2 separate regions of the Homo sapiens genome follow, and region 2 is linked to region 1. Evidence: read pairs that join two places in POLR2A ChIA-PET (ENCODE). Cell type or tissue: B cell. All regions are shown on one strand.

Region 1 (2,500 bases):
CACACACACACACACACACACACACACACACGCACAGACACGATGGCCCTTTTCTTTGTTAGTTAGACATGCAGCGTTTTTGTTCATGTGTCTGCCTGGTTGTTCTGATCTGAGGGATACATTTTCTTAGTCTTCTAATAAGGTATTTTATAACAGTCTCCAGGCTTCCTGTAGCCTTTATATGTTCTAAGCTACTCCTTTTTATATTCATCTATCCAGCAATACTCAGGAACTATAAAATCTTTGTGTATAATGCCTTCAGTAAATATTATTTTTACTCAAATTGTCAGTATCTAATGTGCAAAATTCCAAAAATAAATCTAGATTACTTTTATTTCCTCTGAAAAACAAAACAAATGAATTGGTAATAATTTAAATATACTTTATTGTAAAATAGCCCTTTCTTTTCCCAACCTTGCTGGCTAAAATAGATTTATAAAACTGAAATAGGCCAGGCGCAGTGGCTCATGCCTGTGATCCCAGAACTTTGGGAGGCCGAGGCGAGCGGATCACGAGGTCAAGAGATCGAGACCATCCTGGCCAACATGGTGAAACCCCGTCTCTACTAAAAATACAAAAATTAGCTGGGCGTGGTGGCGCATGCCTGCAGTCCCAGCTACTCCGGAGGCTGAGGCAGGAAAATCCCTTGAGCCCAGGGGCCAAAGGTTGCAGTGAGCTGAGATCGCACAACCGCACTCCAGCCTGGCGATAGAGACTCCGTCTTAAAAAAAAAATGAAATAAATATCATATCCTTATCAAGGACAAGAACTAGCTAGGCATGGTGCCTCACACCTGTAATCCCAGCACTTTGGGAGGCCAAGGCGGATGGATCACGAGGTCAGGAGCTCGACACCATCCTGGCTAACACGGTGAAACCCTGTCTCTACTAAAAATACAAAAAATTGGCTGGGCTTGGTGACACACGCCTATAGTCCCAGCTACTTGGGAGGCTGAGGCAGGAGAATTGCTTGAACCCGGGAGGTGGACGTTGCAGTGAGCCGAGATCGCACCACTACACTCCAGCTTGGGCGATAGGGTGAGACTCTGTCTAAAAAAAAAAAAAAAAAAAAAAAAAAAAAGGCCAAGAACTAGTTCTAGTGACTACATAGATTCCTTGATCATTCTGAAATTGGGACATGGTGGATTTCCTAAGTGTCTCCCACTATCACAATGATTTCAATTTAAAAAGGTTTTCAGCTGGGTTTAGTGGCTTATGCCTGTAATACCAGCATTTTCGGCCGGGCGCGGCGGTTCACGCCTGTAATCTCTGTAATCTCAGCACTTTGGAGGCCTAGGCGGGTGAATCACCTGAGGTCAGGAGTTTGAGGGCAGCCTGACCAACATGGTGAAAACCCGTCTATACTAAAAATACAAAAATTAGCCGGGTGTGGCGGCAGGCTCCAGTAATCCCAGCTACTCTGGAGGCTAAGGCAGGGAGAATGGCTTGCATCCGGGAGGCAGAGGTTGCAGTGAGCCAAGATTGCGCCACTGCACTCCAGCCTGGTAGACAGAGCAAGACTCCATCTCAGACAACAACAACAACAAAGAAACGCATTTTGGGAGGCCAAGACTGATGGATCACTTGAACCCAGGAGTTTGGGACCAGCCTTGGCAAAATGGTAAACCTCATCTCTACAAAAAATGTGAAAATTATCGGCCGGGTGCGGTGGCTCAGGCCTGTAATCCCAGCACTTTGGGAGGCCGAGGCGGGCGGATCACGAGGTCAGGAGATCGAGACCATCCTGGCTAACATGGTGAAACCCCGTCTCTACTAAAAATACAAAAAATTAGCTGGGCGTGGTGGTGGGCGCCTGTAGTCCCAGCTACTCGGGAGGCCGAGGCAGGAGAATGGCGTGAACCCGGGAGGCGGAGCTTGCAGTGAGCCGAGATCACTCCACTGCACTCCAGCCTCGGTAGCAGAGCGAAACCCCGTCACACACACAAAAAAAGAACAAGTGAAAATTAGCCCGGCGTGGTGGCTCACCCCTGTAATTCCAGCTAGGTGGGAGGCTCAGGCAGCAGGATCGCTTGGGCGCAGGTCTAGGCTGCAGTGCGCCGTGATCCATTGTGCCACTGCACTCCGGACCCTCGGTGACCAGAGTGAGACTTTGTCTCAAAAATAAATAAATAAAAATTAAAACAAAAAAAGAAATATTCAGTTTTTGTTTTGTAAAGACAGGGTTTCCCTATGTTGCCCAGGCTGCTCTCCTGAGCTCAAGCAATCCGCCTGCCTCGGCCTCCCAAAGTGCTGGGATTACAGGCGTGAGCCACCATGCCTGGTCTTTTTAAATTTAGAATGTTTCCTGTCTGGCCAGGCGCGGTGGCTCATGCCTGTAATCCCAGCACTTTGGGAGGCTGAGGCCGCCGGATCACTTGAGGTCAGGAGTTTGAGACCAGCCTGGCCAACCTGATGAAACCCGTCTCTACTAAAAATACAAAAATTAGTCGGGTGTTGTGGCGGACGCCTGTAATCCCAGCTACTTGGGAGGCTGAGGCAGG
Region 2 (2,500 bases), 510 kb before region 1:
GGCTGTGTGATCCCTTGGGGGAGATTTAATCCCCAGCTTCCTGCGCCCACACTGTTTCCCAGCCAGATTGGAAGACCGTGCTTCCTGGTTCCTGCCTGAGGGCAAAGGGGCAGCTTCCTGAACCAAAAGGGGCACACACCTGGCTTAGCTCCTGAGTGACCCCAGAGCTGGAGGCACTCTTGGATGAAGACTTTTTGGTGACAATGATGATGCAACATTTTTATGTTGATGAAGTGACATAACAAGAGCAATTTACCCACAGGACGCTCAGATGCACAAAGAAGATATTCTCTCTTTCTTCCTGTTACTGATTCAATCTCTCCCACGAGTCCCACTTCGGGGTGTTGGAGCTGGGAAGGGAAGGGGACAATTTGCCAAGTAGGTGCCTTGGTCTACTCCCATTTGAAGTGTATCTAACGGGTAAACACTCAGTCACCACATGAATAGGGACATTTCTCCCTTCCCTACCCGCTTGTCTCCATGCCACCTTGGAGAGGGGTCACACATGGAACCTACCGCTTCCCTGCCCCTTTCCCTTCTTCCCCTACAACACACTGGGACCTGAGGAGCCGACCCTTTGTCTCTGCCTAAGACACTTTGTCTCTTCCTAGGCTTCTCTGACCAGAAGCAGCAACTGGGGCACTGGTTTAAAATATTCATTCCCTGCTGGGCGCGGTGGCTCATGCCTGTAATCCCAGCACTTTGGGAGGCCAAGGCGGGCTGATCATTTGAGGTCAGGAGTTCGAGATCAGCCTGACCAACATGGTGAAACCCCGTCTCTACTAAAAATACAAAAAAATTAGCAGGGCATGGTGGCACGCGCCTGTAGCCCCAGCAAGCTATTCAGGAGGCTGAGGCAGGACAATCACTTGAACCCGGGAGGTGGAGGTTGCAGTGAGCTGAGAGACAGAGCGAGACTCCGTCTCAGAAAAAAACAAAACAAAACAAAAAACCATAAAATAAAATATTCATTCCCTGTGCCTACCCTGGAGAGTCTGATTAAGTAGATTTGAGGAGAGACCCAGGAATCCATGTATTTTAGTTCTCTCCCAGAAAGTTAGAGACACACTGCTCTATGCCAGATACTGAGTTCTCTCCAGCAAGGCTTACAGTAACCTCAGTGGCCAAGTCCTTCAGGCCGACTTGTTAAGGGAACAGAAACTTCAAACACTGTAGGACAATTCCCTTTGCCTCAAAGCCTGGCTTTGAAGGTTATTGTTTACAAGGAGCTCCCACCCCACCCAGCTGCCAGATAAAGGAAACTTGTTAGTTGAGGGAAAGCAATGACTTTGTCTTTCAAACTGGTATCTGTTCCTCTTTTAATACAGGGAACCTGTTGATTCTGGGCTGGGGAGCCCCGGGGGCCAAGGTGATTAAAGGAGTTATGCTTTCACAAATGTATTTTAAAATATCCCTTCACTAACAATAATATCTAACATTCATTGAGAACTTACTATGTGCAAAGTATTGTGTTACATGCACTCATGGATTCTCTCCTTTAATCCTCACAACCTTATACTGCTATTACCCCCAGTTTACAGATAAGGAAAGTGTGAAGCATATAGAGGTTAAACAACTTGCCTGGGATCACTGTCCTTCCAGGAAAAGCCAGGATTTAAGCTGAGTCTGTGTAACTCTAAAAGTTCCCTAAGATCTCCTTACCTACTTGATCCTACTTGATCCTTCCGACTTAGCCTCCCAAAGTACTGGGATTACAGGTGTGAGACCATGCCCGGCCTTAGCCTTTAATTTTCAATTCCTAAAAATCTGCAAGGGCTGGGCACAGTAGCTCATGCCTGTAACCCTAGCACTTTGGGAGGCCAAGGCGGGCAGATCACTTGAGGTCTGGAGTTCGCAGGATCTTAGAATCACTAAGATCCCCTTACCTACTTTAGTTTGAGGCCTCTTGGAAATAATCTGGACCAGCTTTCATATTTTATTGCTGTGGAGATACAGGCTTGTACCCAGTAGGAAAATGACTTGCCCAGGGACACACAGCTAGTCAGCAGCAAGGCTGGAAATGGAACCCAGGGCTGGACTCCTGATCTAGTGCTCCTCCCTTCAGCCTTGGTGCCTCCATTCTGGCATTTGACGTGCCATCCTGGATATTCAGGAATTGCCACTGTTCTGAGCTGCTGAACTCCCTGAGGAATGTGGAGGTCTTCAGGGGACTGAGGTCTGCCCCACAGGTTTCACAATTTCACTGAGTTCTTAAAACGAGTGGGGCCCATCCAGGGCATTGCTTCAATGTCATTGCACCATAAACTCTACTCCTTGATTTCTAATGTGCACATTTCTTGGTTATGACTCTGTAAACTCTTTATAGTCTAATTCTCTTTGTTCTGCAGATTTTTTTTTTTTTTTCACAGAGTATCACTGTCTCGCCCAGGCTGGAGTGCAGCAGCGTCATCTCGGCTCATTGCAATCTCTGTTTCCCGCGTTCAGGCAATTCTCATACCTCAGCCTCCCAAGTAGCTGGACTACAGGTGCCCGCCACCAC

The links. Peaks named below come from ENCODE experiments on the same cell type or tissue, not always from the same donor. Only the 100,000 strongest peaks of a DNase experiment are listed, where the experiment ranks them.
Region 2: POLR2A ChIA-PET joins it to region 1 with 7 read pairs; 3 of 35 experiments call an interaction of 5 or more read pairs at or near these places.

Annotation. Positions count from the first base shown.
Region 1 is chr6:37,163,448-37,165,947 of GRCh38, forward strand. No RefSeq gene overlaps it. Among named protein-coding and RNA genes, the nearest start is that of PIM1, 5.5 kb to the right of the region's middle. In B cell, no CTCF peak of the experiment used is centred here; no DNase peak of the experiment used is centred here.
Region 2 is chr6:36,649,808-36,652,307 of GRCh38, forward strand. No RefSeq gene overlaps it. Among named protein-coding and RNA genes, the nearest start is that of PANDAR, 24 kb to the right of the region's middle. In B cell, no CTCF peak of the experiment used is centred here; a DNase peak (open chromatin) is centred at 1,284.